Regions from separate parts of the Mus musculus genome. Here region 1 is linked to region 2. A link is a loop called in an ENCODE intact Hi-C map of the cell type or tissue named here. Cell type or tissue: heart. All regions are shown on one strand. Links, peaks and the distances in the headings refer to the core of each region. The heading gives the core; the rest is flanking DNA. Region 1 overlaps Acbd5 (acyl-Coenzyme A binding domain containing 5). Region 2 holds the start of Abi1 (abl-interactor 1).

Region 1 (12,891 bases), core at 1,787-9,786, 52 kb after region 2:
CCATGTTTTTATTTCATGTTTTAGATCTTGGTAATGTTCTGACCTCTTCAAATGCCAAAGCTGTTAATGGTAAAGCAGAGAGCAGTGATAGTGGGGCTGAGTCTGAAGAAGAAGAGGCCCAAGAAGAGTTAAAAGGAGCAGAACAGAGCGGCAGTGATGGTAGGTGTTGGGTACCTGGTTAATACAGCTAATAATAATTTTGTACTTGATAAAAGGACAAGAGAAAATTTGTGCTGATTTTTGAAAAAAATTGTATATGATTAATGCATGTGGCAGCATTTGGGGTATTGACTGTACTATCAAGGTCTTCAGTGGATCAAAATGTTCTGCTAAGTGGATGCTGAAGTCATCGATTGGATGGAACACAGGGCCCCTAATGAAGGAGCTAGAGAAAGTAACCAAGGAGCTAAAGGGTTCTGCAACCCTATAGGAGTATCAACAATATGAACTAACCAGTACCCCACAGAACTGTGTCTCTAGTTGCATATGTAGTAGAGGATGGCCTAGTTGGCCATCAGTGGGAGGAGAGGTCGTTGGTCTTTCAAAGATCATATGCCCCAGTACAGGGGAATGCCAGGGCTAGGAAGCAGGAGTGGGTGGGTTGGGGAGCAGGGCTGGGGGAGGGTATAGGGGACTTTTGGGATAGTATTTGAAATGTAAATGAAGAAAATATCTAATTAAAAAAAAGGAAAATAAATTAAAAAAAAAGTTCTGCTATGGACTATCTAGGTAGCCAGCCTTAATGAATCATCAATCAAATAGGAGTTAGCTTAGGGTGGACAAGAGTAACCTACTTTTCCAAATGTTCTGCATACAATGACATATAATTAAGAAAAGGGTATTTACTTTTATTATGTGTAGGCGTGTTTTGTCTGCATGTGTGTCTGTGTACTATGTGTGTGCAGTACCCTCAGAGGCCAGAAAAGGGAATTTGGGACTAGAATTGCAGATGGTTGTGAGATGCCATGTGGGTGTAGGGAATAGAACCCAGTCCCTCTGGAAGAGCAACCAGTGTTCTCAACCGCTGAGCCGTCTCTCTATTCCAGTACTTATAATTTTAATTTATCCGAAACACTGCCTCAGTGTTTTGAGTTGATTTTATTCTAATTCTAACTACCCAAATACTCAGCAATCTCTGGAGACAACTTCTTTCTTTCCTTCCTCTTCTCTCCTCTTTCTCTTCCTGTTTTCACTGTCTTATTGCCATGAGAATTTTTGACATCTACATAATGCGTCAACACTTAAATTCTGTTTTTTTTTTTTATTTGAATAGAATCACATCTTTCTCTTTTCCTCTTTTTTCCCCTCCCATTTCTTTTCTGTTTTCCAGCAAAGGCTACACATCTTTTCATTTAAAGGTACTCAGCACGGCTGCTCAGACTGTATTAGTGCCAGAAGCCCAAAGTGAAAATAGAGCATTTAAGGACACATAGTGAAACCATTTCTCAGAAAAACCAAAACTGGGTTTTTTTCACGGTGGTGGACACCTTTAATTTCAGTGATTGGGAGGCAGTCTCTGTGAGTAGTGCTGTAATACCTACAGAAACCAAACGAAAGAGCAAGATAATGGTTTTTTTTTCCATATGGAGATTTATTTTGTTTTCGTGTGCGTCTATGTGAGCGTATTGTTGCCTACAGAGCTAGCAGAAAGTATTGGATCCTCTGTAGCAGGAGCTCTAGGCAATTGTGAGTCTGACGTGGGTGCTGGGCAATCTCTGTTGCCCAAGATGATGAAGATGAGGAGGAGGAAGCAGAGGAAGAGGAGGGGGAATAGGAGAAGGAGGAAGAAGAGGGGAGGAAGAGGAGGAGGAATAGTGGTGGGGAATGGGAGCATTTTGAAAAGTTAATGTGAATTTTGGGTGAGCTTTGGTATGTAGTAGTTCCTTTTGCAAGGAGCCACTCATTTCTCCTATCTAGATGGGAAGCCATTCAGAGGATTTTGGTAGTTTGGGAATTGACTAGTGATTCTAGGGAAAAAAATGTTTTTTTTCTTTCTATGTAGACTAGGCTGGCCTTGAACTCAGAATCCATCTACTTCTGCCTCTTGAGTGCTGGGATTAAAAGCTAAGTCATTATGCCTGGCTACAGGGTACTTTTGTACATCTCCTTTCTTTTTTTTTCCCATACAAGATAAGAAAACGCTGAAGAAATCAGCAGATAAGAATTTGGAAATCATTGTTACCAATGGCTATAAAGGTAGCTTTGTTCAGGATATACAGAGTGACATTCATACTGATTCTTCCCGGAGCACCAGAAGCAGTGAAGATGAAAAGCCTGGAGATGAGAGCTCTCAGCAGACAGGACACACCATTGTCTGTGCTCACCAAGGTATTGTCCTCACGTGATCCTCTCCAATCATTTTCCAACAGTTAAAACACTCTTACTAGTTCTAGGATGGTTAGAAATCAGTTAGGACTTAAATTTTCATGTTTAGTAATATCTTCTTAGGGTTTGTTAATACTGTAAGGGTTGGTTGCTTTGAAGCACAGTGAATTAGAGTCAGGGCATTTTCTTACATTTGTTTCTTTTTCATTTTGTTCATCATGTGTGCTGTGTGTACCATGGTAAGTCTGTGGAGGGTCTGTGAGGTCAGGAAGGACAACTTGAGTTTCTACCATGTGAGTTCTGGGGACTGAATTTAGGTTGGCCGCCAGCTCCCCTAGTCTTTGAGCCATGGTATATTTTGCTAGGATCACGCTTTGTAGACCTGGTGGCCTAGAACTGCTGATCATTCTCCTGCCTTAACTGCCTGAGTCTAGCTGAAGTTTGTTCAGTTAAGTAGATAAAGTTTTGGAAGCTTATTTAAAAACCATGACTTGGAATCAGGAAGAGTGGACTATGTGTAACTTCAGCACTTCAGAAGCTGAGGCAGGAACCTTGGAGGTTTGAGACCATCCTGGTAGACCGATTTCTCTCCCAGAATGAGTATAATGCCGAATTGTTAAAAATGAATGAAAATATATTTTTCTTGTCTTAGAGTATAGTTACACTGTCTGGACATTTGTTTGTATTTAGATAGAAATGAAGATCCCAGTGAAGATGCTTCAGGAATACACCATTTAACAAGTGATTCAGATAGTGAAGTGTACTGTGACTCTATGGAGCAATTTGGACAAGAAGAGGTAAAGATGACATTTTCCTATTGGCAGATCTTTTGAGTGGTGTTTCCAGTGCACAGAATATAGTATGACATTCCTGAATGGAAATGCCATAATAAAACCCATCACTTTGTGTGTTAACAAGAACTAGCAAAAAGCCATCTAATGCATAACTTCAGTTAGTAGCTAAGAAGCCTCTTCATTGCTTTGGAGACATGCCTATTGTAGGGCAAAGTGTTTGCTTTGCAAGCCTGTAGACTTTAGATTCTCAGAACTTGCACAAAGCTGGAGGATGTTTGTAATCTTAGTACTCCAAAAGTGAGATGGGATGTAGAAGGTCATAAGCCAACTAAACTGCTGTATGTCCTGATGAAGAACAAAAGACCCTGTTTACTGGAAAGCAAAGGTAGACATTTGAGTTTGTGGTTCTTTAACTACCACATGTGGGCTGTGGCTCTCTGCTAAAATAACAGCCATGAACACATTGGAGTACCTACTACATATCACACATGCATAAACTTTCTCTCTCTCTCTCTCTCTCTCTCTCTCTCTCTCTCTCTCTCACATACACACACACACAGACATGACTAAACCTTGAAAATGCTTAAACATTTATAGTTTTATGTGTGTGTGAGTATGTGTAAATTAAAGTTTATAATAAAGGTGAGAGATGGCTCAGTGTGTAAGAGAACTTACTGCACAAATATGTGAGCACCTAGGTTTGAATTCTCAGCATCCATATCAAAACCATGTGTAGAGGCCAGCATGGTGGTGCACAACTTTAATCCCAGAACTCAAGAAGCAGTGACAGGCAGATTTCTGTGAGCTTAGTCTCTCAGGGCTATATTGTAAAACTGTCTCAAAGGAAAAGAAAGCCATTAGTGGCTATGTGTGCCTGACCCTCTTCAATACCATGGGGAGCAGAGAGAGGATGGCCACTGGGGTTTTTTGCTGTCAGGTCTAGGTTCAGTGAGAAATCCTATAGGCGATCAGATACTGTCTGCATGTGTACCATGGGGGTACATGCCTGCACTGATACATGGGCATATCTCACACACACACACACACACACACACACACACACACACACACACACACACATAATATACCACATCATTTTATTTGAATACTACAATAGTAGAATTAGAATACAATTATATTAGAACACTACATTAGAATTAGCATGCTAATATAATAGTAGAATAATATAATAATATAGAATTCCATGATAATTTACCTTATGTGCATTTTATAAATATTCTGTAGCAGGGAGAATGGAGGTGTAAACTGTGTAACCATGAGCTTTTCTACCTGGCCTCTTTGTTCTCAGAACAATGACTCTGAAACTTAATTATTTATGAATAAATGCCTAGGCCAAAAGCTATGACTCATTCCCTGACTAGCTCATAACTTTTATAACAAAAATATTATATAACAAATGGGTTCATTTATTTATTCTAGTCTGTGTCTCCCACCTGGCTAATTACCTCTCCTCATTTTCATTCGTCCATCTCTTCTGAGTCTGGACAAAGTCTCTCACCTCTCTAACTTCCAGAGTTCCAATCTCTCTCTACCACAATTCCCACCTTCTATTTCCTGCCTTAGCTAATAGACCATCAGCTTTTTATTGACAGGTGATACTTCTCTGTACAAAACTGTTTATGCTACTGTCCCTGCTAAAACATTGATTAGTGAAGAAAATTGAATGATCTTCAGATGTAAATTCTTCATACTGACTATATTCCAGTCAGTTAAAATTTTTAGTTCTAGGGCTGGGGAGCTTGTTTAGCAGTTAAGACCCAATTTCGAGTGTTAGCATCCATGTCAAGACAGGTCACAGTTGCCTATGAACCCAGCTGCGGGGGATCTGGTGCCCTCTTCTGGGCTTTAAGGGTATTACTCTTATTTGCAAACACCATACAAAGTCACATACAAAATGTTTACATGTGCGCACGTATACACACACACACACACACACACACACACACAACTACAAGTAAAATGAAAACTTTAAAACCAAAAACTACTTTCGTAAAAATAATATTCAGATTGTCTGTGGTTGGATGTGGTGGCCTATACCTTTAATTCTAGCAGTTGGGAGGCAGAGGCAGTCATATCCCCAAGTTTGAGGTCAGCCTAGTTTACATAGAAAGGTCTAGGCCAGCCAAGGCTACATAGTAAGACTCCCAAAAACAAAATAAAAAACAAAATAAAAAACAACAAAAAACCCATGAAAATTAGTTATTAGTACCCCCCCACCCCCTTCAAGATAAAGCTATACTATGTAGCTTTGGCTGGCTCAGAACTCCATATGCACTCATGTCTGGTGTTGATAGAGATTGACCTGTGATGGCACCTGCCTGTGCCTCCCTCATTCCTCCCTTGTGCAGCATGGCATATACTTTTATGTTTTCACTTTTTTCTTCATCTTTCTTAATCCTTAGGAGTCCAGTCTTGGTTCCTGCTTATTTGGTTTCAGCCATGATATGGCTGATAACTGTCAACAAAACACAGCGTGTTCTCTCTTCTGAACTCACTCTGCCTAGTGTGCTGGCACTAGTTTTATGTCAACTTGGCAGAAGCTGGAGTAACTTTGGGAAGGGGACTCTCAATTGAGAAAATGTTCCCACCAAAATATCCTTGTGGGGTCTTGATTGTGATTGATGTACATGGGCCCAGATTACTGTGGACAGACACAGCACCATTGGGCCTATGCTCCTGGATGGTGGAAGAAAGCAAACTGAGTGAGCCGTGAAGAGCAAGGCAGTAAACACCACTCTTTCATGGGTTCCTGCCTTGCCCTTCTTGCCTCAGTGATGACGTACAAGCTGTATGGTAAAATGAACTCTTTCTTCCCTACTTGCTTTTGGTCATGGTGTATTTAGCACATAACAGAAACTCTGAGACACCTATGGCTTCAGTTTTCACTTGCTTGTCTCTGAACCGTTTTCTTTTTCTGTTCTCCTACAGTCTCATCTTCTGTATTTATTGTAGTATGTCACCAAACTGTCTAGTCTGCAGAGCTCTTCTCTTGCTTTCCGCGCAATTGTTTTTAAGACCAATATGATTCTTTTGGAAGCTTTCAAACCATCTTCCATCCACCTACATTGCTGGCGTCTGTCACCGTGAAGCCGTTGGTCTGGCTCATGCTCACTTGTGCTTTTTGCTTTTGCATCAGTGGCTGGCTGTAGTTCTGGCTGGTCTGGAGCTTACCATGTAGACCCGGCTGTCCTCTAACCAACAAAGATCTGTCTGCTTCCACTTCTGAGCGCTGGGATTTAAAGGCCTGCGCCACCACACCTGACTTTACTCATTTGTTCTCACTTGAAGCCTTTCCTGACCAAAGTCGCTACTCAGCGCTAGTAAGGGTTAGGTGCCAATTTGATTGGCCTCTGAAGTCTGTGCTGCATGTTGTTTCTCATGAATCTCAGCAGACAATGGAGTAATAATCTCTTCTGACTCCTTATTAAGTTGGTAAGCAAGGATCCTGTTTCCTTGAAAAGGAAATTCCTATCTCTATTATTTCCTGTCTGTGGGAAGCCACATATAAATTGCAGAATTTTTTAAACAAAGAAATATTTTCAGCAGGAACATGAAAGGATCCTTTTAGAAAAACAGTACTTATATTACTATGAAAACTTTGGTCTATCATTTATATTTTTAAGTCTTAACTGTCATGTTAAATGTGTAGTCTTTAGCCAGCTTTATGTCAAACAATGGACACTTTCAGTATTATTTAGGTGGTGATCCTACTCAGCACTTGGAAAGTTCTGGTTTTTGTGAAGATGCTCAGCAATCTCCTGGAAATGGCAGCATTGGGAAAATGTGGATGGTAGCAGTCAAAGGAAAAGGCGAAGTGAAACACGGAGGAGAAGATGGCAGAAGTAGCAGTGGAGCACCGCACCGTGAGACGAGAGGTGGAGAGAGCGAGGACTTCTCCAGTGTCAGGAGAGGGAGAGGTGTGTGCTCCGCCTTCACTGATCCCTGACAGTCTCATTGTCTGGGCCTAGACATGGCCTGGGACTTGTGATCCTTTTGCGTCTGGCTGGCACCTATTGGTGTGACAGTGCCCAGCTTTACTTTTTACATCTTTTGTATACTGTTTTCTAAAAGAACATTTTGTGTGTGTGTGTGTCTGTGTATGTGAGAGAGAGAGAGACAGAGAGAATGTGTGTGTCTGTCTGTCTGTTTGTGTGTATACACTCTACATGCAATGGCATGCATTTGGAACTCAGAGGACAACTTGTCAGTCTTTTCCATCATGTGGCTCCCGTGAATCAAAGACAGGTCTATGAGCTTAGGCAACAAGTGTCCTTGTGTGTTGAGCTGCTCTGGTGGCCTGTTCTAAGTGTCCTTGTGTGCTGAGCCGCTCTGGCGGCCTGTTCTGGAGAGTTTGTAAGGATTTGCCTTTCCTTCGGAGCAGTCACTGGCTGCTCTAACTTTTGCTGCTACTTTTGTTCCCTGTGCAAAAGTCAGTCTGAATCTTTCATCTTTCCTTACAAGTCAGCTAGTAAGCATGAAGGAACACTGAAACTGAAACATTGACAAGAACAATGTGGGCTGGCAAGACAGTCAGAGGCTAAGTATGCTTGCTCCTAACTTGAAGACTTAGGTTTGATCCCTGGACTGAAGGGAATATATCTGACTTCCATTAAGTTGTCCTCTGACCTCTAATGCATGCCTTGGCATGAGCATTCCCTCTGACACATCTGACACTAAATAAATAAATGTGAAAGAATTAAAAAAGAATAGTGATGTGATCAGGGAGTAGACTAGATATGAATGAGAAAAAAAGTAAATGTATTTGTTGTAGTTATTTCTGGTAAGAAATGAAGATACTGTTGAAAGAGGAGAGAGGAGAGATGGCTCAGTGGTAAAGAGCACTGACTGTTCAGAGGTTACGAGTTCAAATCCCAGTAACCACAGGGTGGCTCACAACCATCTGTAATGAGATCTGATGCCCTCTTCTGAGGTGTCTGAAAATAGCTACAGTGTACACATATATAATAAATAAATAATTTATTAGAAAAAGATGAGAGAGAGAGAGAGAACATAAATATATAGAATTTAGAATTGTAGTGTAGAATAAGAGGTATAACCCAGTCATAGCTTGAGTTCAGTCCCTGCCATTGATAGAGAAAAAGAAAGGGAAAAAGTAGGATTGAGAAATAAGCATTTGAACAAAGTATGGATACTTCTCAAATTTCAATAGGGTTAAGGCCCAATACGTCCTTTATAACTTGTATTATAAGTTAATATTCATATAGCCTAACTGTCTTCACTATACTCAGAACACTTGTCAGCCTGCTCTTGGGCAAAGTCATCTAACACAAAGCTTGTTTAAAAATAAACTGTACTTAAGGGGCTGAGAGATGGCTTGGAGATGAAGAGTATTTGTTGCTCTTGCAAAGGACCTAGGTTCAGTTCCCAACACCTATATCAGGGCTCAGAACTGCGTGTAATTCCTGTTCTGGAAATTGAGCACCCTTTTCTGGCTCTGTAGACACCTGCACAGACATAAACATATTCTCTCTCTCTCTCCTGCACAGACATAAACATATTCTCTCTCTCTCTCACACACACACACACACACACACATACACACATACACACACACAGAGAGAGAGAGAGAGAGAGAGAGAGAGAGAGAGAGAGAGAGAGAGAGAGAGAGAGGAGAGGGGCAGACAGACAGACAGACAGACAGATCTTAAAACATACCATACTCCAGGTGAAGACTACATTACTGTATTGGTATTCTTTTGTACTGCTGCAGTGCTGAAGAACTATATGTAGAGTCTGTGTATTTGGGAGAAGCTTTTGTACACAAATACATAGAAGTAGAGACGATATCAGGGATTGCATTCTATACTCAGTTTACTGACTTTATATAGGCCTAGCCCTTTACTTGCATTATATATAGAACTGTATCCAGAGCTTAAATTAACTGGGGTGTGCTTTCACACTTATTTCCTGCTTATACCTTTGAACCAAGAGTGTGTGGGAAAGGCAAGAAGGAAATACCCTTAGCTTCTGTTATGAGGAAAGATCAGTAACACTCCATTTCTATAAGAGTATACAATAGCTGGGTGTGGTGGAGCATGCCTTTAACCCCAGCACTTGGGAGGCAGAGGCAGGTGGATTTCTGAGTTCAAGGCCAGCCTGGTCTACAAAGTGAGTTCCAGGACAGTCAGGGCTATACAGAGAAACCCTGTCTTGAAAAACCAAAAAAAAAAAAAAAAAAAAAGAGTATACAGTATGCTTGTTTCTTACATGTGAGGACTCAAATCTCAGCAACACACTACACACGTGGACACATGTGCACAGAGAGAGAGAGAGAGAGAAGGAAGGAGAGGAGAGAGAAAACACATGAAGGACAAGAGGGGAACAACATAAACCTCTCATTAGCTTTCTGAAAAATAAGTTGGCAATACTAAAAACCTTGACAAATTTGAAATATTTTGATTCAATAGCATCATATTACAATCTGTAAATCTGTACTAAAGGCATTTGATGGTTAATAATTGGTTGCCAACCTGATAGGATTTAGGGTCACCTAGGAGTCAAGCCACTGGGCAGGCTTAAGAGAAATGTCTAGTAGATTAATTGATCTAGGACTTTGAATAAAAAAAGAGGAACTGAAATAAGCACTGGTATTCATTGAACTCTGCTTTCTAACTTCACACCCACTGTGATGTGTAGCCCCATGCTCCTGCTGCTATGTTAGCCCTGTGATGGACTTCCTCTTGACTGGAGGCCCAGATAAAACCTACCTTCTTCCTTCAGTCTGTCCCTCCCTCCCTCCCTTTCTCTTTTCTTTCTTTCCTTCCTTTCCTTTTCCTTCCTTTCCTTTTCCTTCCTTCCTTCCTTCCTTCCTTCCTTCCTTCCTTCCTTCCTTCCTTCCTTCCTTCCTTTCTTTTTTTTGAGATAGGCGCTTTCTTGACTGTCCTGGAACTTATTCTGTAGATGAAGCCCGCCTCAAACTCATAAAGATCTGCTTGCCTCTGCCTCCCAAGTGCTGGGATTAAAGGTGCATGCCATTACTGCTTTGCTAAAGCTTTCCTTTCTTAAGTTGCTTTGACTAGGTAATTTGTTCAGCAACCAGGAAAGTAACTAACATAGGAGTCAACAAAAATTTAGAGGTAGATTAATATACAAAGACATTTATTGCAACATTATTTGTATTAACAAAAATTTGGTTTGAAGCCTGAGAGATGGTAAAATTTCTTGCTACATACACCTGATGGTTCAGTCCCTGGATCCCACAGTGGAGCAAAAGAGTGATTTTTGATAGTTGTCCTAGGACTTTCATATGTGCCATGGCACACAGACATCATACACATAATTTTAAAATAATTGTAGGCTTTTTTTTTTTTTTTTTGAGATGAGGTCTCCCTATATAGCCCTGGCTATCCTTGATCTCTACATAGACTAGACTGGCCTTGAACTCATAGAGATCTGCCTGTCTTTGACTCCCAAATGCTGGGATTAAAGGAGTACAATACCACACCCAGTCTTTTTTTTTTTTTTTTTTTGAGATTTATTTATTTGCTGGACAGTGCACGCCTTTAGTACTTGGGAGGCAGAGGCAGGTGGATTTCTGAGTTCGAGGCCAGCCTGGTCTACAGAGTGAGTTTCAGGATAGCCAGGGCTAGACAGAGAAACCCCGTCTCAAAAAACAAACAAACAAACAAACAAACAAACAAACAAAAAACCCAGATTTATTTATTTTGAGTGCTCTATCTGCATGTACACCTGCATGCCAGAAGAGGGCATCAGATCCTATTGGAGATGGTTGTGAGCTACCATGTGGTTGCTAGAAACTGAACTCAGGTCCCCTGGAAGGACAGACACTGCTGAGCCATCTCTCCAGCCCCCACACCTAGTCTTAAAATAATTGTTTTCTGTTTTTTTTTTGTTTGTTTGTTTGTTTGTTTTTTTTCTGACAGAATCTCATGTATGCTAGGCTAGCCTTGACCTCTTTATGTAGCCCAGGACTACCTTGCACCTCTCCTTTTCCTGCATCTACCTCCCAAGCATGTGCCACTCACTGTACCTGGTTGTGTATTAGCAGAATTTTATAATTTCTGGTCCGGTGTGCAGAATGGTTGAATCAATTATTTCATTTTTATATTAAGGAATTTATGAAATTATATAAGTGTTTTTGGAGTAAGAGTCAGTGGTGGAGAGAAATGCTTGTAATATGATTTAAATAGTAAATAATCATGAAGGATAAGGCCAAGTTTTAAATCAGTGCATATAAAAAAATAAGTGGTAATATAGGAAAATCTTAGTAGCTAGATATTTTAATATGTATAAGGAGTATGCATCTTATAATTTGAAATCCCATTTATGTGTTAGCAATATATTGAAACCAAGAAGGAAAGTTTTGTTATTTAACTTTTAATACTTTAAAAGAACAATTAAGGTTTTTTTTTTTTTTTTTTTTTTTTTAGTTTAAATCAGTTTTATTTGCAGTAATGAGCATTTAAATTTGGAAAAAAGGATTTATTTTGTGTATGAATATTTGCCTGTATGTATAGTGCACCATGTGCATGGCTGTTGCCCACAGAGTTTAGAAGAGAGTGTTAGGTTCCTTGGAACTGGAATTACAAATGGTTTTATGCTACCATGCAGGTGCTGGGAACTAAACCCAGGTCCTCTGCAAGAGCTACAAGTGCTCTAAACTGCTGAGCTGTCTCTCCAGCCACAGTAAAGAGTTGTTGTTGTTTAACATGTACTCTGAACATGTATTATCCTTCTGAATTGTATAAACATGGTCATATATTAGTAAATTATGTATAGTATTCCTCTAATAGAGAATAGACGTTTATATATTGATATTTTTAATGCTAGTGGTTTATTTTATGTACTTCTTCATTGCTTTTATTTTACTTTGTACATTTATTTACATATAAAGGAATTAACAAGGAAAGTGAATAATAGACTATTTCAATTTGAAAAAGAAACCTTTATTTTTAGCTAATTTACTTTACTCTCTTAAAGTAGGGAATAGAATACCACATTTGAGCGAAGGACCCAAGGGTCGGCAAGTAGGAAGTGGAGGTGATGGAGAACGCTGGGGCTCAGACCGGGGGTCCAGAGGCAGCCTCAATGAGCAGATCGCTCTTGTGCTCATTAGATTGCAGGAGGACATGCAGAATGTCCTTCAGAGACTTCATAAACTGGAAACACTAACTGCTTCGCAGGTAAGTTAACTGAATTTATCTCATTGTTATCTTATGTTTTTTGATTCTATAAAACAGTTTAAAATCTGTCTCCATGAGATTTGCATAAATATATCTTTATATTCAGATTTGCATAAATACACATTTTCACAAGTAAAAATTTTTGTTAACAATAAAATCACCTAGTTTTGAACATATTGTTTAAGAAGAGACTGGCTTAAAAGATGGGTGCCTTTTCCATTAATAGAAAAATTTTTAGAGTGTAAGGTTGAGCATTGCAGAGGGCTAGAGAGTATAGTTAAATGGCCTAGCTTTCACAAGTCCCTGGGTTCAGTCTGTAGCACAAAAGAGAATAAAAAGTCAGCACATTGGAGTTACAGATTGGATACTTGGTATTAGAAGAAAAAAGTTTACTAAACACTTAAGCATAAAGAAGTATTAACATATTCTTTTCTAATACATAATAGTTATCATTAAAGAGTCATTTTTAGCCATGCATGGGAGGCAGCCTGGTTTTCATAGACAGCTCCTGGACAGCCAGGGCTATGTAGAGAGAGACTGTCTCAGAAAAAAAAAGTAATTTTTATATAGTAATCATTTTATATTTG
Region 2 (12,891 bases), core at 2,811-10,810:
TCCCACTCTAGACCAAGAAGCTATCTGCAATTGATACCTGCTGGGAAAAGAAAATCAGCTTCCTACAATGAGGTGCCACTGGGAGGTATAACATGCCCCATGCGCAGGAGGAAATGACCAACACAAAACCAAAATGGACTCCTTTTTTTTTGGGGGGGGGGTGTTTTTTGCTTTTTGTTTTTTTTGGTTTTTTGAGACAGGGTTTCTCTGTGTAGCCCTGGCTGTTCTGGAACTCACTCTGTAGACCAGGCTGGCCTCGAACTCAGAAATCCACCTGCCTCTGCCTCCCAAGTGCTAGGATTAAAGGCGTGCGGACTCCATTTTTATGTGCACTCATTTTGTTTTGTTTCTTTCTGCTTTTGAGGGTTGCTGCTTTCGGGAAGTTTGCTTGGGCTCTCATGTACACATTGGTCAGGAGTTAAGAAAAACCTGGGAGGAGTTGGAAGAAGGCAAATAATCAGATCAAAGTATTCTGTATGAAAAAAAAATTTTAAATGTAGTTAAGGATTATGCTGGTTTAGAAGTGGCGGTTGATTGTAGGTTCTCTTCCAAGATCCATGACTTCACTAGTTCTGGGTAGTTGGCTAGGTTTCCAGTACTAAACATGCTTTCCCTCTTGTTGAGCAGGCCAGAATTCCAACAGATTGCTTTTTTAAAGTGACTCACTTAGTGAGTCAGCTGGGAGACATTCTCCAGTGCTGCCTCTCCTCATACTGGAGCATTATAGTCCATTAAAAAAAAAAAAAACCCACAGGTGAGGTGTTTCACACTACAGTCCCAACACTCGGGAGATAAAGGGAAGACATTGCCACCCATGAGTTTCAGGTCAGCCTGAGCTACACAGTGAGATTGTCTCAAAAACATAATAAATAAAACAAAAGGAATTATTTAAGCCACTTAAGAAGAATTAATGGGGATGAAGGGAGGCTGAAATATAGTTCAGCAGAGAAACTGCTGGACAGTGAAAGCCTAATAACCTGAAACCCAGAATAATCATCAGACCACAGTAAAAGGAATGGACAAACCGTCAAAGGCTGTGTGACTTCCAAATGGGCACTGTGGCATCTGCATGAATCCATCTATCCATCTCTTTCTATCTCTCCCTCCCAACACAAATACACACACCCAAGATGAACTAGTGGTAGTTTGGGGCAGGAATAGGAACAAGTAGGATAACACAGTTGTGAAGAATCACACACAGCTGCATAGCACAGAATATGGAAGATAGGGGCAGTAAAGGAATTCTAGGTCAATCTCAACTACCTACCAGTTAGAAATCAGCCTGGGCTACAATAAAAGGGAAGAAAGGGAGAGAGGGAGGAAGGAAGGGAGGGAGGGAGGGAGGGAGAGGAGAGAGAGAGAGAGAGAGAGAGAGAGAGAGAGAGAGAGAGGAAGAAGGGAGAGATAAAGTGGGGAAAAGAAGGAACTTAGTTTTACAGCTAATTCTTCTGTCATTTGTTTGAGCCAGAGTCTCATTCTAGACTAGGCTAACTTGGATCACTCTGTACCTCAACAGGCTGCCATGAACTCCTAGTGATCCTCCTACCACAGGATTACAGGCAACAGTCATCACACCAGGCCATCACATCACTTAGCGACAAAAACATTACCTTTCTTAAGATGTTCTATTTGCTTTCAGATTCTTGTTATGAACATGGATACACTTGCAATTAATTCTAAAATTTTTTATAAGTGGAGAAAAATCAACAGAGCCAAGGGTAAACTTATTTGGGTCAACAGAGTAGTACCACTAAAAAGCAACCCCAAAGTCCACTATATACGTATACTGTTAAAATTATCAAGTCAACTATTTCTTTATCAAAGTGCATTGTTATTTTCCCTATTATCCTTTCAATGATGTACTTTGAAAAGAAAATCCTACTGACTGAGCAGAAAACCCCTCCCTAAAATAGACAGACCCTCCAGCAATAACCCAGCTATACAGAAGTCTGAGAGAGAAGCCCATCTTTGTTCCTTAGTGCTGAATCCATCTACCCAACTGCTCACTATTCCTGCCCTCTGTGCTATAGATGCTGACCCTAAATTCTTAAGTTTTCACACACAATAGTTTTTAGGGAAGAGTGACAATAAAATCTGCGCAGCACATTGGGTCAGCAGTAGGTTTAATACATGATTGTCGAATCACACAGATATGGAGAACCAGTCTTAATTGAGTCTGTTTATTGAGTTTCTATTGTGCTGTAATCTTTCTACTTTGTATTTAATCCTTATATGCTGGCTGTCATAGGGAGTGCCCTCATATAAGTAAGAAAATTTAGACACAGGAAAGTTAAATAAATTTTGCTTGGCTATACATTTAGTGATTGGCAGATTCCTTAGGTGTGACAGACTCCACAAGTGGGTAGAGTAGTTTGTATATCACACAGTTTTCATGAGAATCTAGACCTCAGACTAGTTCAGGAATGTTCTTAGAGTAAGTAGACCTGTTGGACCAGTATGGGAACCTGACAGCTCCAGCAACCATTCTTTTGAAAATACATTCCAAGTTCTAAGCTGCAAACAGAAGAGCAGGTAGGTTTGTACTTTAGAGCTGGCTTTTCTCTGAGCTAAGCAGTTAAGTGTGCAGACTGCTCTTCCAAAGGACACAAATTGGATTCCCAGCCCCCATATCAGGAGGCTCATAACCAACTGTAACTCCAGCTCCAGGGAGATCTGATGCCACTGGCTTGTGTAGGCACCTGCATTCATGTGCATATGCCCAGCAGAAGCACGCATATATACATATGATTTAAAACAATAAAAATAGGGCTGGCAAGATGGCTCAGCGGTTAAGAGCACAGACTGCTCTTCCAGAGTTCCTGAGTTCAATACCCAGCAACCACATGGTGGCTCACAACCATCTGTAATGGGACCCTCTTCTGGTGTGGCTGTTTCTCCAGCCTCACCCCATAACTTTAAAACTCCATTCTTTTTAAGGAGCTGAAGAAGCTTTCAATAAGATCTGCATTTAATAACTCAGTTTAAGTACTAAACTCAGCAGGGCCCAAAGCCCAAGAACTAGCCAAAATAACTTCTCAGCAAACAGGGCTGAATTTTCCAAACATAAGAAAACAACAAAATAATTATCATGGTAAAACACACAGCAATCGTCTCACAGTAAGTATGACAATTTTTCTCCTCAGGCATGGTGATTCATGTTTAATCTCAGTAGATGAGACAGAGAAGAGAGATCTCTGTCACCCAGCCTAGTCTATGTAATAAGCTCCAGACCAGCCAAGATGGCATAATAAGACCCTGTCCCCCATCTCACCCCCCATAAAAACCCTTTCCCACCTCAGCTGGGTATGGCAGCTGCATGGCACCTGGAAGCTGACAAGAGGATAGAAAGTCAGCAGCCTGGTCTAGAATGAGATTGTGTCTGAAAACAAACGCAAACTTTACACACAAAGAAAAACAAATAGCACAACTACTTATCCTAATCAGCACTATTACCAATTAAAGTGGGTTGCTTTAAATTGTGTGTCTATCCACTTTTTAATTGTTTGTGGATGTGTCCATGCACTCCTGAGTGCAGGACCCCATACATCCAGAATAGGGTGTTAGATCCCCTGAAGCTGGAGTTAGAGGTAGTTGTAACCTGCCTCATACAAGTGCTGGGAACCAAAGATGCAACAAACCCAAGGTTTTTCATACTAAAATAAATAAAAGATGTACATTTTTTAGTATCTATAAAATACAAGATCACCTTTCTATTTCCACACTATATCCACATTTCTGTATGATTTTGAAATAGGTTTAAACTCACTCATCGTACCTATGTGTATGCATGTGTGTATGTGTGTATGTGTACTGAATGTGTGTTTGGTGCCCACAGGTGTCAGAAGAGGACACGGACCCCCTAGGATAAGGATGGCTGTGAACCACTATGAGGGCGCTGGGAACTGAACCCGAGTCCTCTGCAAAAGCACCAACTGCTCTTAACAGTGGTTAAGGCAGCCCTTCTGCTGCTTAAAATGTGTTTTTAAACAGCCATATAGTTTTCAAAACCAAGTTATACAGAAGACACAGGAAGCATTCAACAAGTTTATGAGTAGATTACCAAAGTCAAAGGCTGGAAACGAGAGTAGGAAGACAAACTCCTTGGAGTACCACTCCAGATAGAATGTTACTAATATGGAAAATGACAAATACTCAGACAAGTCTCAAGACAGCATCTCCTTCTGAAAACAAAATCTACAGGAATCTGCTAGAACAGAAATTAGCCGCTCTTGAAAATGATAATCACATGAAAGGCACTTTAAGAAATACTGCAGGTCCAAAGTACAATATTCCTTATTTTTCAAAGACTGTTCTGGTTTTGCCTTATCAACAAGAAATGAATTTCTATTCTCATTATCTGATACAAAGAATTCCACTACTGTATTTGCTTCTAGTGAAAACTGTTAATTTTTACTCAACCATAGGGACAAGTCAAACTACTACATACAATTCACTTACAATCGCTGATAAACACAAGCAAGCATGGCATAGTAAAAGTGCCAAGAATTTCCTGATAAATTAAGGAGCAATTCTATGTTATGACTTAAAGACTACATAATGTTTGCTAATCTACTTTATTCATATTCTTCTATGTATTAACTCAGTATAGAAAGAAATCTCAGAACATAAGCAACCACGATAACACTACTGCGTTCAAGGCCAACAGTCCAAGAACATTTAGAGGAAGAAAAGTATTTAACAGATTTCCCACTGAATTTCCCTATGAATCATTCGTGCTTTATAATAACGAGTATACATTATGCTAAAGCGGAAGTAAATATGAGGAGGTGGAAGAGGAAAAGCCCAACTTGAAAATCGCCAAGCACGCATTTTTCCTTCAATTAAAAGAATTTTAATATGGATTTTATCACACCCTCAGCAGTCACTCTCCGCACTCGATTAGGAGGTCTGTACAAATGTGACTCGTGACAATTTTTTTAAATAAATAAAAGGCACACCCTCTAGGATGAACTGACATAATCACCCTCACCCCACCCTCCAACGACACACACACACCCCACTTTTCCTTCCCTGCCCATTCCTCTCGCAGCTGTCCCAGTCCTAGGCTCATCACACCGGACATGGGGGCGACAGCGAAGTCTGAGCTCCAAGGAGACCAAGGGAGGCTGCGGGATTTCCAGGGGGACCTCAGCCAGGACCGACCCCAGCCAGGGAAGGCTGTGGGGGGTCTTAGGAACCAACCGCAGCCAAAAGAGGCAAAGCTGAATACAGCCCGACTAAGAAGAGCGGCCTGCAGTGAGCGGAGACCGGGAAGGAAAGACTGCCGGGAGCACGTCCCGGCCTGGGAAGGCTGCAGGAAACAGATCCCTGGCGGGGAAAGCGGCGGGGTTTAGGCGCAGACCTCAGCCAGGGCAGGTGGTGGGGAGCACAGCTGGGCCGGGCAGACGGCGAGAAGCAGAGCTCGGCCGGGGTAGGCTTTAGGGAGCAACGCCCGGGCAGGCTGTGGGGAGCACAGGCGGCCCCGGGCAGGCTGCGGGGAGCGGCATCGGGTCAGCGGCGCCCGCGGCGGCCCTGCTCCTCACCCATTTTCTCAAGGCGGCCACTTCCTGTATCGCCGCGGCGGCCGCCGCTCGGGCTGGGGCGGAGGGTGGCGGAGTAGGGCAGTCCCCACGGCGCCCAGCCTGCCTGTCGTCCCAGCCGCCCCCGCCGGCCGCTCAAGCTCCTCACCTGTATATAGTTGTTTTCACAGTAGTCCGCCACCCGGGTCAGGTTCTGGTAACTCTCTATCAGCGCCCTCTTGCCAGACGGGATCTCCTCCTCTAGTAACATCTGCAGCTCTGCCATTTTCCACCCCTCCGCATCGCTTCCTCTCGCATTAAAGAGACAGAGGAAGCTGAGTCCGCCGGGGACCCGAGCTCCGCACAGACCAGACGCCAACCACCCACCCTCCCTCCGCCGGGTATTGTGGGACTGCACCTCCTCCTCTTCCTCCTTACTCTCCCCGCCTCCTCCCCCCCACCCCCTCCACCCAGGACGCACAGCCGCCACAGGCTCACTTTCTCGCGAGAATCATTTCCCCCATGACAACGGGAGTCCCCCACCCATCCACTATAGCAATGCTTTCTGGGAATTGTAGTTTCTTCCTGGCTAGGCCGCGCATGCGTCTAAGGAACTTCCAAAAACTAGGAAGACTTTAAAAAAACCAATACAGTTTTAAATCTTGAGAGTCTTCTTAAGGCCCCAGAAGATGGCGCCACAAGTTGATCTAGACAACGAAATTTTTCCTATGAGAACATTGAAAATTGGCAGAACTTACTTAGGAAAGTCAGTAAGTCAAAGGCATCCAATCAGATAACGATTAAAAATAGAAATCTGAATCCTGACTTCCTCAATTTTGTAAGAGAGACTTTGCCTTCTTAACTTATGCCCCAATTCATTTAAAACCCTGAAAACTATCAATTCTCAGATGTACATCATGCAGTAGTGCTTGATATTGCAGAAACAAATGAAGCAAGGATAATTTGTACCCTAAAGAATTGAAAGAGGGAGCTGGCGAGATGGCTCAGTGGTTAAGAGCAGTGACTGCTCTTCCAAAGGTCCCGAGTTCAAATCCCAGCAACCACATGGTGGCTCACAACCATCCGTAACGAAATCTGATGCCACTCTTCTGGAGTGTCTGAGGACAGCTACAGTGTACTTACATATAATAAATAAATAAATCTTTAAAAAAAAAAAAAAGAATTGAAAGAAAGCCGGATGGTGGTGGCACACGCCTTTAATCCCAGCATTTGGGAGGCAGAGACAGGGGGATTTCTGAGTTCGAGGCCAGCCTGGTCTACAAAGTGAGTACCAGGACAGCCAGGGCTACACAGAGAAACCCTGTCTTGAAAAACCAGGAGGAGGAGGAGGAGGAGGAGGAGGAGGAGAAACTACAGAAGAAGAGGAAAAAATAAGAAAGAAGGAGGAGGAGGAGGAGGAGTTTTTGTCTTGCATTGTACAAAATTGTTTTGTTCTTATTTCTTATCACTTGCTCTGCAAATGTCTCAAAGGGTCTTTGACAGTATTTCAAGCTGTCATATCACCAGAACTATTAAATTATTTTGAAATAATAGGCTATGAAAAGAGTTGCCTAAATTTAAATATTATTTACAGACCTATATTTCCAGTCCTCTCTGGGACTCACTGAGAATCACAATTTTTGAAGTAACAACAGTACTCAGCAAACTTTTGGAAATTGTTGTTGAAAACAATGACAATAAATATTGACAAAGACATGGGGAATGGCAAATCTTAGACACTGGTACCAGAAATGTAAATTAGTTCAGCCACAATGGAAACCAGGGTGGAAGTTCCTCAAAAAGCTAAAAATAGAGCTAACTAACATATGATTCAGCCCCACCACTTCCTGGTATATGCCCAAAGGACTGTATGTTTACATACCACAGAGATACATGCACATCTGTGTTTATTGCTGTTCTCAACAGCCAAGATCTGGGCCCTCCACAGGTGTTCATCGAGAAGGACTGCATTCGTTACTTTTCTTTGTTTCCTTTTGTTCCTCCCAAATATTAAAACGTTACACGTGTGAGAGTATGTCTGTTTGTGGGTGTGTGCACATGAGTGTAGGTGCCTGCTGAGACTAAACACAGTACATGTCCCTAGAACTAGAGTTATAGGCACTTGTGAGGTACCCAACATGAGGACTCAGAGCTGTTCTCCAGTCCTCTGCAAAAGTAATACATGCACTTAAGCACTGAGCCATCTCTCCTGTCCCCCTTCATTTATTTATATATTATAATTTTAATTAAGATATAACTATATATAATATATAATTTTAAATTATAATAAAATCATAGCATCCCTGCTTTTCTTCCTCCAACTCTCCCTATGTAGCCCCCCATTTTCTCTTTCTCAAAATCATGACCTCTATTTCTTAAATTAGTATGTGTATGTATATGTGTATGTGTATAGCTTCCAAAACATGTAAACCTACCTGCTCAGTCTCTATAATCCATATGTATGTACATTATGTCAAGGCTGACCTTGACATTGGATATCCAGTTCGGGTGCTCTTCCTTGGGAATGACTATTTCTCTTGCTAGCTTCCGATAGCTCTTTGTCAAGGGTTGAGGGTGGATGAGATTTCCTCTTCCTGTTAATAATATCTGTTCCTGTTCTAATTCAGGTCTTGTTTAGATAGCCATGTTGATGAAACTTAGTGGGTGAGGCTTTGTTGTCATTTCTTTTTTTTTTTTAAATATTCTTTTCATTACGTATTTTCCTCAATTACATTTCCAATGCTATCCCAAAAGTCCCCCATACCCTCCCCCCACTCCCCTACCCACCCATTCCCACTTTTTGGCCCTGGCGTTCCCCTGTACTGGGGCATATAAAGTTTGCGTGTCCAATGGGCCTCTCTTTCCAGTGATGGCCGACTAGGCCATCTTTTGATACATATGCAGCTAGAGTCGAGAGCTCCGGGGTACTGGTTAGTTCATAATGTTGTTGCACCTACAGGGTTGCAGATCTCTCTAGCTCCTCCATTGGGGGCCCTGTGATCCATCCAATAGTTGACTGTGAGCATCCACTTATGTGTTTGCTAGGCCCCGGCCTAGTCTCACAAGAGACAGCTATATTAGGGTCCTTTCAGCAAACGCTTGCTAGTGTATGCAATGGTGTCATCGTTTGGAGGCTAATTATGGGATGGATCACTGGATATGGCAGTCTCTAGATGGTCCATCCTTTTGTCTCAGCTCCAAACTTTGTCTCTGTAACTCCTTCCATGGGTGATTGTTTCCAATTCTAAGAAGGGGCAAAGTGTCCACACTTTGGTTGTCATTTCTAGGAGGTGAAATCTCACAGCTAGCTTCGGGTTCCTCTGGCTCTTACAATCTGCCTCTTCTAAAGTGATCTCTCCAGCCAGGGGTGGTGGCGCATGCTTTTAATCCCAGCACTCGGGAGGCAGAGGCAGACAGATTTCTGAGTTCTAGGCCAGCCTGGTCTACACAGAGAAACCCTGTCTCGAAAACAGGGTTATATCAGTTCTGGTTTTCTGTAATGGTCTTCGTATGAGGCAAGGAGAAATTTCCTGCTTGAAGAGTGAGAACTACATTTACCTACAGGCATAGGAAACATATTTAGAGTGTAGTTATGGATTATGCTGGTTTAGTAAAGTGGTGGTTGTAGGTTTTCCTCCAAGATCCATGAGTTCATTAGCCCTGGCTAGTGGGCTGGGATTCCAGTGCCAGGCATGACTTCTCTTTTGATGAGTAAGAATATAATCTGTCTAGAAAGCTGAAGTGGTGTTTCTATGAAAGCAGCCTGGAAAAGAGGTATGTGATGTTTTGCTAGAGCCGATGCTTGAGAGAACGTGTGATGTTTAGAAAGGGTATAAATATAACCTAGCAGACAGTGGACAATGCTGTATGGTATTGGCTCACCTTGCCATCCATTGCTGGTCATCATTTGATGTGACTTCATAGGTGGTTTTTCTTCTTGCCACTTCCAAGGACTGAGGCAGGTTGGCAGAGTCTTATGATTTCTTCTGGATCGAACTGCCATCGCTGATACTCTAATGGTGTTGGGGCTGGAGAGATGGCTCAGTGGTTAAGAGCACTGACTGCTCTTCCAGAGGTCCTGAGTTCAATTTCCAGCAACCACATGGTGGCTCACAACCATCTGTAATGCGATCTGATGCCCTCTTCTGGTATGTCTGAAGATAGCTACAGTGTACATAAAATAAATAAATAAACATTAAATAAATAAATAATTCTTCACTTGATCTTAGCCAAAAGACCGAGAAGCGATAATAATTCTTAAAAAAAAAAATAAAAAGAGACTGATGTTTGTGAGTGGATCCAGTGACCTGCTGACAAAGCAGATTGGATTTGCTCCAAAGAACTGTTTCTAAACAAGAGCGCATCCTCCTTTGCCCCATGAACCTTTCCTTTCCACTACTTCTGATGGGTGGTGGGCTAGAAGGGAGGCTAAAGCATTAAAGAACCCTTATTAAAAATAGATTTTTAAAAATATATATATAAGCCTACAGAAAGCTCCTGATTACCACTAACTATTCATTCCACTACTGCATCCTTAGGGTTGTTGTACAATGTCCCTCTACAGGCATCACAGCTGGGTAGAATTATTGCTCACTTCCTTCCCTTGGAAGCGTGCGTGCATGGCACATTCTAGTATCATGAAAGCTTGTCCTCAGGAAGGAGGCTTTCAGATCACAAAGAGTTCAGATCAGCTGGGTCAGATGTCTGAAGCATATGGTGTAGTCCCGTCCCCGACACCACCCCAAGACAGGGTAGCCCCAACTGTCCTGGAACTTGCTTTATACACCAAGCAGACCTCGAACTCAGAGATCCCCCCTCCTCTCCCTTCCAAGTGATGGGATTAAAGACACCTAGGTTATCTTTAGCAATGGAGACTTATCTTCAACTTCTGGGAGGCAACCAAAGGCACAGAAATAGCCTGAAATGTTTTGGGAGACTCTTGGACAATCTTGACAAACAAAAAAGGGTTTTTATGCCTGGTGTTGGGGCATTGTTTATGACTCTTCAGGGAAAAGACATTGTCACCCTGGATGGGCAAATATCATTTAAACTATATATGTATATGCAGGCTTACATGTAATTTTAGGTATATTGGTAATAAATGATTTCTTAAGATTTTTCAGACACCTTAGTGGTTATTTTACCCTCTTTCTTCTGTATTAATTTATCCTCTCCCTAATTAAATCTCCATTCCTTCTTTCTTTAAACATTTTTATAACATTATTTATTTATTTATCTTGTGTGTATATGTGCCTGGTATGGGTGTGTAACTATGTGTATGTGTGAGAGAGCTTGCATGTGTGGAAAACGTGTAGAAGCCAGAGGACAATTTAAGGAGAAGGTGAATCTCTCTACCATGTAAATCCCAGAATCAAATCAAATTCAGGTCATGTGGCTTGAAATACAAGCACCTTTCCTTGCCGAGCTATCTCACTGACCCACATGGGTGCTTTTTCTCATCAGTGTAAACAAGCACCTGAGAAGAATTAAGTTAGGAGAGAAAAAAAATCCTTGCTGTTATTTTATGTTCAAGCTGATCGAGTCCACCCTGGTGAGAAGCAGAGTGGGAGATGTAGGAGGTAGTTGGCAACATTGTTTATGCAATTAGGGAGACAAAAGAGTTGGATGCTGGTGTTCAATTTTCTTTCTTCTTTTTATCCAGATTAGGTTCTCAGTCCAGGGAACAGTGCCTCCCACACATTAGGCATGTCTTCTGGTCTCTGCTCACCTAATCTGCAGATTGTCATAGACATGCCCAGAGGTTTGCCATTTTCCATTCTAGATCCTTTGAGGTAACAATATTAAAGTACACGGGAATGAGTAAAAAAAAAAAGTTCTGTTTAGGAACTGAGGAGATGATTTGGCCAATAAAGTGCTTGCCTGGCAAACAGGTCTCAAATCTGAGTTGGATTTGAGACCCATATTTTTTTATTAAAAAAAAATTCCAGACTTGGTGGCACACACTTATAGTCCCAGTGCTGCTGGAAAGTACTGGGGCTTGCTGGCCAGCCAACCTTGCCTAATTGGTGAGCTTTGAGTAATGAGATATCCTGTCTCAAAAAAAAAAAAAAAAAAAAAAAAGAGGCATTTGGTATCTTAAGCCTTCAGCTAATCTGACCCTGCTCACATTCCCCAGATTATATAAACCTTGTGTCACATTAAGTAAAGTTGATCTGCCTCCCCACAGCTGGTCCTGGCTTCTGATGCTTTTAAGGACCATTATCAGCCAAGAATCCCTGGGGGCAAGGAGGGACACAGGCATATTTAGCTAACAGGGCCCTAGATCTTAGTAGGCCCTGAGAACTTAACACAATTGACTCCGTGGTGGAAATACTAGTCAGGCTATGAAATTTAGCACATAGCACCACCTGCCAAAAGTAAAACAAAGACCTGATCCATCGAAGTCCATAGTCATGAGAATGACTCTAAATGTTCTCACCTTGCTTTTTGGCTTCTGTAGTCCTGCTTCTGGTTAACTCTTCTTGTTAACAGAAGTGTGTCAACCCAGGATATGGTTTTTGTGCTTAAAAGCTCACCCCAAAACAGGGTCGGGACTATACTGGGGTCACTGGTCAGCTAGTAAAGACTTTATATAGGTGTATTAGTTAGGGTTTTACTGCTGTGAATAGACGCCATGACCAAGACAACTCTCATAAGGACAACATTTAATTGGGGCTGGCTTACAGGTTCAGAGGTTCAGTTCATTGTCATCAAGGTGGGAGCATGGCAGTGTCTATGGTGCAGGAGAAGCTGAGAGTTCTACATGTTCATCTGAAGGCTGCTAGCAGGATACTGGTTTCCAGGCAGCTAGGATGAGGGTCTTAAAGCCCACACTCACAGTGCCATGCTGACTCCAATGAGGCCACACCTACTCGAACAGGATCACAACTTCTAATAAGGCCACTACCTGGGCTGAGCATAGACAAACCATTGCAATAGGCTTCATCCCTTGTCTGAGCAGTCTTCTCTGGTAACCACCTCACAACAATAAACGGCAAAAAATTTATTGAGCTAGGGGAAAAAAGGTGAATTTTTGACATTTGCAAGAAAAGTTGATGAAAAGAATGAAATAGACTGGATGAGTCAGACTCAGGAAGACACATGTCATATTTTCTCTCACATGCAGAATACACAGTTAAATTTGTGTGTGTGTGTGACACTGTAAATGGAAACACTCAGAAAAAGACCCAACCAAGCTATGCTGTGTTGAGGGTTGTAAATGAATATATGATTTATTTGAGTTTCATCATCTTGAGCTGCTAGGCATGGTGGCCCTTACCTTTAATCCTAGTGCTTAGGAAGCAGAGGCAGGCAGATCTCTGAGCAGTAGTCTTTCTAGCCTGGTCTATAGGGCCAGTTCCAAGACAGCCAG

What was found. Hi-C counts contacts between places; a loop is a spot of excess contacts. Peaks named below come from ENCODE experiments on the same cell type or tissue, not always from the same donor. Only the 100,000 strongest peaks of a DNase experiment are listed, where the experiment ranks them.
Region 1: it touches region 2 in a loop (4-fold over the local background); 11 of 42 quality-filtered maps call a loop at or near these places.

What each region holds. Positions count from the first base shown.
Region 1 is chr2:23,087,461-23,100,351 of GRCm38, forward strand. It overlaps Acbd5 (acyl-Coenzyme A binding domain containing 5), which reads left to right. Exons shown (of 14, transcript NM_001355637.1): 7 at 25-159; 8 at 2,131-2,328; 9 at 3,016-3,122; 10 at 6,829-7,057; 11 at 12,102-12,304. Among named protein-coding and RNA genes, the nearest start is that of Acbd5, 25 kb to the left of the region's middle. In heart, for the core only: a CTCF peak has its summit at 4,971 (motif pointing left); no DNase peak of the experiment used is centred there.
Region 2 is chr2:23,034,261-23,047,151 of GRCm38, forward strand. Abi1 (abl-interactor 1) reads right to left here and starts at 5,981. Exons shown (of 11, transcript NM_001077190.3): 1 at 5,689-5,981. The coding sequence starts at 5,805. In heart, for the core only: a CTCF peak has its summit at 6,213 (motif pointing right); DNase peaks (open chromatin) are centred at 5,121 and 5,961; H3K4me3 peaks cover 2,573 bases; H3K27ac peaks cover 1,631 bases.